3 separate regions of the Homo sapiens genome follow, and regions 1 and 3 are each linked to region 2. A link is a contact called in ENCODE Hi-C data. All regions are on one chromosome and are shown on one strand. The core of a region is the stretch at or near the end of the contact, and the rest is flanking DNA. Distances in the headings are between cores, read along the strand shown. Region 1 overlaps NCK2 (NCK adaptor protein 2). Region 2 holds the start of LINC02946 (long intergenic non-protein coding RNA 2946). Region 3 has its middle 160 kb from the start of NCK2.

Evidence for each region. A loop is a pair of places that touch in the nucleus more often than their neighbours do. Pooled maps may share reads with other maps.
Region 1: a loop to region 2 is called in a map of Right ventricle myocardium superior, with 2.0 times the contacts of the local background. The contact joins the enhancer-like site here to the promoter of LINC02946 in region 2. A Hi-C loop is called at or near these places in 3 of 168 maps with a recorded cell type or tissue (Right ventricle myocardium superior, aorta and cardiac septum) and 1 of 50 pooled maps.
Region 3: a map of aorta shows a loop between it and region 2 (2.1-fold over the local background). The contact joins the enhancer-like site here to the promoter of LINC02946 in region 2. A Hi-C loop is called at or near these places in 1 of 168 maps with a recorded cell type or tissue (aorta).

What each region holds. Positions count from the first base shown.
Region 1 is chr2:105,883,620-105,887,577 of GRCh38, reverse strand. All of the region lies in intron 4 of NCK2 (NCK adaptor protein 2), which reads right to left. Among named protein-coding and RNA genes, the nearest start is that of NCK2, 140 kb to the right of the region's middle. Within about 2 kb of position 1,262, at least 2 of the 41 ENCODE cell types and tissues checked have a DNase peak (open chromatin) inside an H3K27ac peak, as active enhancers do.
Region 2 is chr2:105,608,527-105,612,079 of GRCh38, reverse strand. LINC02946 (long intergenic non-protein coding RNA 2946) reads left to right here and starts at 1,521. Exons shown (of 4, transcript NR_038891.1): 1 at 1,521-1,752. LOC107985929 (a long non-coding RNA gene) reads right to left here and starts at 931. Exons shown (of 3, transcript XR_001739626.2): 1 at 801-931; 2 at 535-688.
Region 3 is chr2:105,900,898-105,904,709 of GRCh38, reverse strand. No RefSeq gene overlaps it. Among named protein-coding and RNA genes, the nearest start is that of NCK2, 160 kb to the right of the region's middle. Within about 2 kb of position 1,414, at least 2 of the 41 ENCODE cell types and tissues checked have a DNase peak (open chromatin) inside an H3K27ac peak, as active enhancers do.

The sequences.
Region 1 (3,958 bases), core at 13-2,512, 280 kb before region 2:
GGTTCTTTAAACCTTAAAACTTCTCCTTATCTTTCACTTTGGACTTTATGAAATGATGAGGGTAGAAATGCCCTTTGTGTGATTCACCAGGCCTTCCACACAGACCCTGGACTGATCTCCAGCCACGCTGAAGTCTCCAAGCATCAATAATCTACACATCTCCTTCTACCCCCAGAGAGAGGTCACCCTGTTGGTTTCTTATCACAAGTTGTATCATTCTTTTCTTTTGGTAAAGACATGTTTTTCCCCTTTTACTTCTTTACAGAAGGCACTCTTCTGTCCACAGAAGTGGTTCATTTACCTCCCAAAAGTGAGAACAAATGGGTTAGAGGCAAATCGTGATCCACTGATTAATAGTTTCTCTGTTTTTATCTCAGAAAAACTGCCTTTCAGTTTTACCATTCTATTTGGTCACCTGCCCTAGTTGTCTAAGGTAGCCTTCTTTTAATAAAAATTACTCCTGCCTATACTTATGCTGCTAGCTGTCAGTTGACCCTATGTTCTTTGTTTTTACATCAGATTATCTCTTCCTTGCCCCAAGTGTGAAGAGTCTCACCAGCTTTTCCTATTCTCCTATCAATGTTCACTCTATAAAATATTTACTCCACAGGCCTGAAGCCAATCCACACTGACATGTTCAAATATTCATCTCATTAACTTTGGAAGTAATCTTATTTACATAAATGAAAAGTCAATCATCAACTACAGAGCAGCTGTCCAAGTCCCATCTACCTAATCTAGGCAAACGGAGCGTTCCCTGTCCACTTTCCAGTTAGTATGCATGTGTGTGGTTAGCCCTCCCTATCCCCAAATGTATTTCCTAAAGTCACATGTAATACCTCACCATATAGACCTGTAGAATATTGTCCTTGTTATTCTTTGTCTTTCCATAGTGTCATACCTGATGTGACTGAGTGATACATTTAAGTCAGAATTTTACCATATTACACAACAGTATGCAAAAGGGCTTGAATCAAGTGCATACTCCACAACGTAGTGGTTCTCAAATTGGCGCATCAGAATTATTCAGGAGTTCATAGGTTCTCAGGATTTGGAACAAAAAAAGGACTCAGAGGGCTTCTTCAAACCAAGGTTGCAGAGCCCTACCCCAGAGATTCGAAGTCAGCAAGCTGGGGCAATCTGCATTCTAGCAAGTTTGCTGGTGATGCTGGATGTTGTCTGTTTTAAAGGTCAGCATTGAAGAGCCAGCCAGAGTGAGAAGGCAGAGTCTTCAAGGGCTCTGGCCCATTTGAGAATCAGAATCAGGTGATGAGCACTAAACTTCCAGATAACAGCCTGTACTGCATGATCTTGCAGGCCTTTCCATCTTCAAGAGTTAAATATGCTTAAAATTAGAACTATTACAAAAATCCAGGCTTAAAACTTCCATTTGGTACTGGGCAAAAAGCCTGGCAATTAAAAATAACTTGTTATCTTTGAAACTGGAAAGATGCCTACAGGCACTGCTCACAGCAACCTAAGGTTAAGTCATCTTAACATTAACTCATTTATGAAGAAACACCATGGATCACGGAGCCTAACCATGAAACCCTGGAAGCAGCTTTCACATTGCTCTGACAATCTACCTCCTCCTAATTCATCAGCAGAAACACAGCAAATACAGCACGTTTATTTTCAAACTCTAAACAGTAAAAAACAAACAAACAAAAACACAAAAAAGCCCCCCAAAAAACTCAACAGAAATATACTTCAAGAGATAAATCCCACTCAACAAAAGCTTCAGTTCTAAATGAAGTTCAGCTTTATGACAATATTTTTATAATTCATGGAAATGTAGTATTATGCAGAAATGGTTTTAATAACAGCTGCAAGAATATATAAAACCACTAAGAATGCATCATAGGGATCAAGGGTTTTCAAAGTGTGGTCCCAAAAGCAGCAGCATCACCACCAAGAAACGTGCTATTAATAGAAATGCAAATTCTTGGGCCCCAGACCTCCTGAATCAGTACCATTTCAGGTAGGACCCAGCAATTTGTTTTAACAAGCTTCAAGGCAATTCTGATACACACTACATACAGTTAGAGAATCATTATTTAGAGAAATGGAATGATGAAATTGCCTGAAAATAGAGTTTTGGGTAAAAGTTATAATTTCTTTAAGAAATATTATAACTTTAAAAATACAGAAAGGAGCTATTCTATTTTATTTCCCAGCCAAATACTTTTCATATATTTTAAAAAAGAGAAATGAAACAAATATGTGCATTAAATTATCCTTAGCGAGACAGTTTTTCTCTACTGGAAAAAAAAGTACTGTATGACAAAAAATATTAGTATCTAATACTATTGCAGGACATAATAAATACATGATATCTTCGGGAACTAAAATCTTACAGAGGAAAATGGCCTCCCGCACTTGCAGGCCAGCTCTGCACCTTTTCCAACCATATCCTAGTTGTGATCTGTCATTTTCTGAACAAGCTTTACAAGGATGGGAGATGCAGCAATTAAGAAAATAAAATATTGACAACTTGTACAGTTTACCAGAAACCCAGTAAAGGGTTACTGTTCATTTTAAGTACAGCTTTCTAGCCACATCCATAGAATCAATGTGGACAAAATGTAATATAAAAGGATTTATAATGGACACACACAGGGTGAGTAGGATTTCTGAGTTTTCTGGATTTAAGCAGGTATGGCTCACAGGTGAAGGTATGATAACGAAATATGGAGAATAAGCAACAACAATGCATCACCTTTAGCTGCTAAGGATAAATGACAATTGTAGATGAGAGAGGAGAGCGAGGGAGGAGGAAGAAATGGAAGGACAAGCAGTAGGTACTGAAGTTCAGGACAGGAAAGAGGGTCCAAGAGGTTCGTTCGTTTGTTGGTTCACTGATTCATCTAACATATCCAACAGATACTTCTGAAATACCCAGCACTTACTGATAGTGGATAGTGTAGCATGTGGCAATGTTTGTCTTCCCTGAAATACGCACCCCTCAATATCGTCAAGCAAGGGTCTAGCTCATTTACACTGCAATCACTCAGGATATTTTATTGAAGATCCATTCCAAAAAAAACAGCTGTGCTTATCCAGAAGCCAGGCCTCATGTGATAACCTCAATTAAAGGCCCAGGCCCAAAGACTGCAAGAAAAAAAGGAAATTAAATAAAGATGCCTGACTGAGTCCTGCAGGGAGGCTGAACCCCTCAGAAACCTTTCCATCCTGGCATGCTGCGAAGGAATTATGTCAGATCATGAACCTAAGGGCTCTTGGTGGCCTAGTGGTGGCTGCGAAAGCCAGCTCTAACCTGAGAAATGCCAAAATGAGCAGGAAAACACATGGGGACGGGGGGAGGCAGTGGATGGTGGGAAAAAAACAAGCAAAGGACTTGTCCACTTGTCCACCAGGACAGGTCCCTGGTAGTCACAGATGACAGCTGAGAACGCCTTGGTTATGAACAGGAAATACAGCAAACCTGGCATGGTTCTGCTGTCAGGAGAAAAGAAGCCACACACACACCTCAGGGCTCTTGCAGAATCCCCATGGAACAAGGCATGCACACTAACAGCTGAAAATGGCCCGTGTCACGGCAAGATCCATCAGGACAAGCTGCCCTGCACAGCATCAGGCCACGTGGAACCTCAGACAAAGACGGTGCTGCTATGTGTGCAGAGCCGATGCAAGTCCCAGTAAAGCTCTTTCCGCCCTATATTCCTAGAATCATATATGTTGTTCCTTGACTTTCTAAGTTAGGAGAGAATGCAAAAAACCCTGAAAGGCCCCCATTAAAAAACTGTTAAAAGGAAATACAAACAATTCGTGCTTTAGTTCTTTAGAAAAAGTTAGCTCATTCTCTAACAATATAAGACAACTGAGACAGTGGGGTGCAGAGTTCTGAGATGAAACCCAGACAATGCATGCATCCCTCCTTATCCAAAGGGACTTGGTCCCTGAATTCAGACAGCAATGACCACCTGTGCATGTTCCA
Region 2 (3,553 bases), core at 272-2,771:
TATACCTAGAGATTGAAAATTAACATCCAGAATATTGCTTTCCCAAACATTATATGTTTATTTAAGACTCTGAATGCTATGTTGGCTCTAGCCTTGAATCTCTGCACATTTCAAGGGATTCTGTACTTCTTGATTACTAAAACATATGGAAATTGTACAAATCCAGCATGAAAGGCATTCTTTTTCTTTTTAAAGGGACTGCTTCTATATTCCACATTTCAAAAACCTCATCTGGGTTAGAAATGTAGGTATGTCCTTCACTGATGAGGTTTGGAAACATTTTGAAATCTCATTTTTAAACAATAAAGAAATATTTTTACGACACTTTAAAAAGTTTTAATTCTAATTGTTCATTATGTCACTAATGTGTCATTCGCTTGGCTATAGTAGTTGGATTTTTCTGAAACGTTTTGGTATATTATTTTCTTCACATTTGTGACTTCAACATAGTAACCAGATTGTCCTATATTTTGTTGGGTTCCTTTGTTGTAGTCTCTGAAGGCACATTTTTTTTTTCTTGTTCTCTAGACTCACCTTTTACTCCAAATTTCCATATTTCTCTTTATCTCTGATCCTCTTCTTGGGAAACGTGATAGAGGGAGCAAAGTCTGACAGGCTGATTTAGACATCTCAGAGGGTTGATTCAAAACAGTAGTTCTGTCTGTCAAACACACTTCAATGGTGCTGCCTGCAAATACAGAAGAGGGATATGGAATGGGAGGGCCGGGAAGGGATGGGAGCCCAAAGCCCGGCAGTGACCACAGAAGGATGAATTGCAGTGAATCCTTTATTTTGCTGACCTCTTTGCACAGATCATTTGTGTGTTGGTTCTGGTTTAATATTCCAGGTGACTCATGCTTGGGCAGATTCCCTCATCCCTGGTGCCAGCTTCCTCTGAAATATGCTGAGCATCGGCCTCACAGGTGTGAAGAGGAAAGGAATAATTAGAGATTATCCAACAGACTGTGCAGAGTGCTCCATGAATGTAAGGTACACAAATAAAACAAAATTAGCCAAATCCTCTCTGCAAATAAAAAAGTCATCCCTCCAATATTTGCCTAGAGAGGAGGCAGGCCTGACGGGAGAAGCAGGCGGCTTTGTCTGCGGAGCGTCCTCTCCCACCGACCACAGCAAATATTTCCTGTGCTTTCCGTCTCCAGGGTCAATTTCAGCCCTCTTACAAAGGCTCAATTTACGTTAGCAAATTCCAACTCATGAAAGCTCAGTTGTTCCCCTTGCAAACTAAAAATGGAAACCTCTAGTTTGCTGCTTTGGGCTGTTTAGTTGAAGGACGGCGTCATGGGGTTTGCTCTGTGTTCTGCGGTGTTTGAAGCAAAAACCGCCACAGGACCCTCGTGCTTCTGGAAGGAGCAGGCTTGCTCTATCTAAGCTGTCTCCTTCCGGTTCATATGACGGCAGCAAAGAAGTCAGGCCAAGTTCATTCACACCCAGACTGAGGCCCTTATCATCTGGGCTTTAAGAACTCTGTTTCTTGTTGCCATTATTCATCCTGGGAGGCATCCGGCTGCACCTCGGCTCCTTGCTTCCTCCGCCTCCCCATCTCTTTTAAGCAGGTTAGAAACAAATCAAAAGACTCATCCTTCAGAAATCTAGACACGAGGGAAACAGTGCAAAGCTAGTCTAACCTGGCCTTAGGATTTGTTCTGCTCAGAGCACCACCAGGCCTACTTCATCTGTCTGCTATGTTCTTCATTCTGTGCAATATCAAAACGGAGAAATATCCATCACATGGTAAGTTTAGCAACACTCTGCTCTCAATTAACAACGATAAAAGGGTGTGGCGCAGCATGCATTTCGCAGGGTCACATCGCAGAAGGTTTCATGCACAAATATCTCAGCTTATCTAAAGCAGAAAAGCCCAGCTGGGAAGCCTTGGCAGCCCACCTGCCTCGCAGGCAGAGCCAAACGCCCGCAAGAGAGGCTGCTGGTCCCATAGAAGGAGCAGAATTCTCTGCTTTCAGGACCTGGCCAAATGAGAGCCCTCTTCTGTCAGAATGTTCACGTAAATGGGAAGCTTGTATGAAGCCATAAACAAAATGAAAGAGAGGAGGGTGCACTTTCCTTGGGGCTCAGGTCAAAGGTCAAGTGGCCAATCAGCCAACAGCCTCCACTCACATAGAAGTGTGCCGGCTTCCCAGGCCTCGCCTCCCCCAAAGTGCACCCCCTGCTTGTTTCCAACATCCTCTTTCCAGGCCTCTTTGGGGTTTAGTCACAAGCGCTTGGAGAAGCAGTTGCTTGATGAGAGCTGCCTGTGGGGAGTGTAGGGAGGGGAAGGGTGCAGGCTAGAGGCCTGGGTAGTGAGGGTGACGATAGGGGCTGCGTGGCCCAGCCCCTGGGGCAGCGTGGCCCAGCCCCTGGGGCAGCCTGAGCCTGGGAAGATTGAGCACCCCACAACAGAGAGGGCCCAGTCTGAGGGCTCCAGAACATCTTGAGGAAATCACGGTGTTTAGTGTTATTTGTGAAAGCTTTGCAAATGCCAGTCACTCAGCAAGCCTGTTCATTTCCACGGTGTCCATGGCGAGGCAGGACTTCTGCAACACCAGGCAGCACAGAGAAAGTGCTTGGGATGCACAGGGCAGAGGGCAGCCTGCTGTTGGGCAGGGTCCTGGGATCCACAGGGCAGAGGCCGGTCTGCCGTGGGGCAGGGTCCTGGAAGCTGCTCCTCCCATCCTATCTCCATTCACACTCAAGAAAATATAATAATTGTCTTCTAAAGGGTATCTTGAAGGCCAAAGGCACCAATGTTTAGCCTTCTGGTCATCTCCAATTGTGTTTGTGAGGGAGTCTACCGTGGCTCCCTACTCCCACCCTTGGCAGAGTTGGGGACCCCCCTTTTCATGCTTATACATGAATATATGTTCCTGCCAGGAGCTCAGAAGTGCTGCTGGGAATAGAGGAGCTTGAGGTCATTGACCTCCTGGAATCCCAGCACTTTGGGAGGCCAAAGCAGGGTGACTGCTTGAGCCCAGGTGTTTGAGACCAGCCTGGGCAATGTGGCAAAATCCTGTCTCTACAAAAAAAAAAAAAAAAAAATTAGCTGAGTGTGGTGGTACGCATCTGTGGTCCTAGCTACTTGGGAGGCTGAGGCAGGAGGATTGCTTGAGCCCAGGAGGTTGAGGTTGCAGTGAGCCGAGATGAGGCCACTGCACTCAGCCTGGGTGACAGAGTAAGACCCTGTCTCAAAACAAAACAAAACAAAAAGAAAAGAAAAAGAAAAAAAATCATTGATCTGAAAAAAAGGTGCCCAGAATAAATCATAAAGGGAAAAGGCAGGTTTCAAAGTGCCATATGCAGTACAATCCAATCCTCGTGAAGAAAAAAAAAAACTGTGATGAAGAATTTGGAAATGTATACAGCAAAATCTGTGATCTTTATTTTTCTTTTAATAAAGCTATTCCTACTACCTATCCTCCCCCAAATAATTCTTTCATTGCCACTGTAGTAAAATATAAAAATAGGTATCAATAGATAGCAATTGAGTGTATTTCACAACAACGAGAGGTGGGCAACGCCTGGATGGCCATGTCTGAGG
Region 3 (3,812 bases), core at 165-2,664, 290 kb before region 2:
ATCTTTCTCCTATTTTCCTACCACCAGTATAACCAATATGAATATCTACTTTTACTCAACTTAAATTTGGTTTCCATGCAATTTAAAAATATTCAACTTTTTTCTCTATATTTTTCATCCAGATAATAAAAAAGATGTATAAAAAAGTGAAGAAAATTAAGATTCCTCCAAATGATTTATTTCTAAATGGATTTGTAACCAGTATCACTTTCCCTACCTCAAAAAAAGCACAACCTGAAAGATTTTCCACCACAGATAATCCAAGGCTACCCCACAGTATATGGGTGGGCAGTTCCCAAAGACAAATTCCAAATGCACCTTTAACAAAGACAGCACCTGTTATTCTCCAACACCTCAAGCCACCACTGTCATAGAACTAACGGGATATGAATGCTATTTGGACGTCTGCAGTTTTTATTTTTTTATTTTTTGAGATGGAGTCTTGCTCTTTCGCCCAAGCTGGAGTGCAGTGATGTGATCTCAGCTCACTGCAACCTCCACCTCCCAGGTTCAAGCGATTCTCCAGCCTCAGCCTCCTGAGTAGCTGGGATTACAGGTGTGCGCCACCACGCCCCACTGATTTTTGTATTTTTAGTAGAGGTGGGGTTTTGCCATGTTGGCCAGGCTGGTCTCGAACTCCTGGCCTCAAGTGATCCACCTACCTTGGCCTCCCAAAGTGCTGGGATTACAGGCGTGAGCCACCGTGCCTGGCCGGATATTTGCATTCTGATTGGGCAAGTATTTTAGTTTCATTACCTCAATGTCAAGCCTCCCTCATCTTTTTATTCTCTGCTCTTCACTGCACAGGACAGGACCTCCCTGGCACTTGTGGAAATGAATATTACTGACATCCCATTCCCTGTGGGACTGGATGGAGTTCTAGGTTAAAATCATTTGAACACAGTGTCTCTATGGTACTACATGTAGATGTAGTCTGAAATCTTGTATAAGTCACTACTAGCTTCATTTAGATAATAATTTAGCACATTAACCTATTTTTTTCCTTTTCATTAAGCCCATTTAACCAGCTATACAAATGTGCTAAGTATTTCACATTACGCAGTTTACATTGTCTAAATGTACAACAACGCCTAACAACTCTAATATCCCCCTCAAATGGCTGTATTAAAAAATGCAGCTCTGCACCAGTGTTTTGGAGGTACAGAGTTCTCAGCACTGGCTGGAGGTCAAGCCGCTGGTGAGGAGCACCCAGGCTCAGATGCAGGGTGTGCACCGATGGAGGCGCACTCCACCACCATGAGCACAGGCCTTTGCTTTACACAAGTCCACTGACTTTCTGGACTAGGGGCTTCCTTGGGCCATGACCTAATCTTGGAAGGCCACATGCCCCCACCAACCAGCAGATGCTTGAGGACAAGGCCCTGGTGCCCTGGTTCCTGACCAAATGCTGGCCACTGGAGAGGAGCTCAGGGATTTTTTGAAAGCTGTCAAAGGCGAGCTTTCACACCAGCTGTCAGGCTTGTCTATCTTCAATAGTCATTTAGTGTCAGGTAGCAGGATCTGCCAAAGATAGAACAGCACGAGTCTTTCCAGTGAGTTTGTATGGCTAGTAGCTGTGCTGTGGGAAACCTGATGGAGGTTAAGGCAAGTAAGACAGTTAACAAAAGAGAAAAATAATCACTCTGGGCCTTAAAGATCAGACATTTCTTTCTATATCAGTAGTCCCCAACCTGGATTGGCTTTGTGGAAGACAACTTTTCCACAAACCTGTGTGTGTGTGTGTGTGTGTGTGTGTGTGTGTGACGGTTTTGGGATGAAACTGTTCCATCTCAGATCATCAGGCATTAGTTACATTCTCATAACGAGTGCACAACCTAGGTCCCTTGCATGCACAGTTCACAATAGGGTTTGCACTCCTATGAGAATCTAATGCTGCCACGGATCTGACAGGAGGCGGAGCTCAGGGAGTAATGCTCACTCGCTTGCCTGCTGCTCACTTCCTGCTGTGAAGCCTGGGTCCTAACAGGCCATGGACCAGTAGTGGTCCATGGTCCAGGGGTTAGGGACCCCTATTCTATATGGCCCAAGGAGAAGGACATGCTGTAGATGGCATGCATTGAGAGCAACGTGTTTCCCTAGAGGTTTCAAGTAGACTAGACTAGAACCCAAAGTGCAGGTCCAAACCACCTCATTGGAATCTTCCAGCAGCATGTTAAAAATGCAGATAGAGATTTTTTGGGGCAAGAAGGCCAACTAGATGCAGCCAGGTGGAACAGCTGCCACTGAGGGACCAAGACCACTGGCACAGTCCTAACAGATCTTCAGAGGGAAGGCTGTGAGAGTACATGGAGGGAAGATACAGAAGCTGAGCTGAATGGGGAGGAAGTTGGGAACCCTGAATGGAAGGGCTACTGCACACCAGGACTCACTCCTGGCCCCCAGTGACTCTGGGGTAATGGGTGAATTGAACTGACAAGGAGCAACCTGCTCTCACCACGGGCACCTGGAATCCTGGCAGGAGACCCTTCGACCACTGTGGACACTCGAGTTTGCAGGGAGAGCTGCTTAGAGAAGTGGTAGTGGGGCATGCCAACTGATGCAGAGCCCAGAGGGTTTGGTGTGGGAGCATCTGCAGTGGAGCATGGTCAGGGATGCCCAGCCTCCTAGGCTCGACTTGTTCTCATAGGAGACTTTAGCCCTCTGCGAACTGTCAGACCTGAACTCTGCAGAGCTGTCTTGCCCATCAGACAGGGCCAGTCTGGACCTCAGTGCCCTTGGTCTGCTGGCCTCTCCTGAGGCCCCAGCCTGGCTGAGTCCACTTGCAGGAAAGCCTCAGCTACCTTGGGGGCCCACATCCTGCACTGGTGCACCATGGCTGACTAATGGAGAATTCCAGTGAGGTGTCCCCCACGGCCATGCAGCAACCTGCTTGCTTCCTCCCCCAACAGCAGCTTCCCCAAGGCCCATAGCCACCCCCAACATTGCTTTGCCAGAGTGTGTGTGCCAGCAGGTTTTGCCTTCCCTGCCCTGTCAGTAAGCATGTCTGCATGCATCCAACACTGCCACAGGAGTGAATCTTCTTCAACTAGCTAGAGAGGCCAACATTCAAATTCAGGAAATGCAGAGAACCCCAGTAAGATACTTCAAAATAAGATCAATCCCACAACACGTAATCATCAGATTTTCCAAGGTTGAAATGCAAGAAAGAATGCTAAAGTCAGCTAGAGGGAGAGGGAAAGTCACCTACAAAGGGAATCCCATCAGGCTAACAGCAGACCTCTCAGTAGAAACTCTACAAGCTAGAAGAGATTGGGGGCCTATATTCAACGTTCCTCAAGACACATAATCTTCAACCAAGAATTTCATATCCAGCCAAATTAAGCTTCATAAGAGAAGGGGAAATAAGATCCTTTTCAGATAAGCAAATGCTGAGGGAGTTTGTTACCACTGGGCCCGCCTTACAAGAGATCTTGAAAGGAGCACTAAATATGAAAAAGAAAGACTGTTACCAGTCAACACAAAAATATACTGACGTACACAGAACAGTGACTCTATAAAGCAACCACACAAACAAGTCTTAATAACCAGCTAACATCATGATGGCAGGGTCAAATCCACACATATCAATACCAACCTTGAATGTAAATGGGCTAAATGCCCCAAATAAAAGGCACAGAGTGGCAAGCTGGATTAAAAACAAAAAAACAAAAAACAAAACAAAACAAAACAAAATCCAAGACCCATTGGTATGCTGTATTCAAGAGACCCATCTCACATGTAGTGACACCCATAGGCTTAAAATAAAGAGATGGAGAAAAATCTACCAAGCAAATGGAAAACAAAAAAAGCAG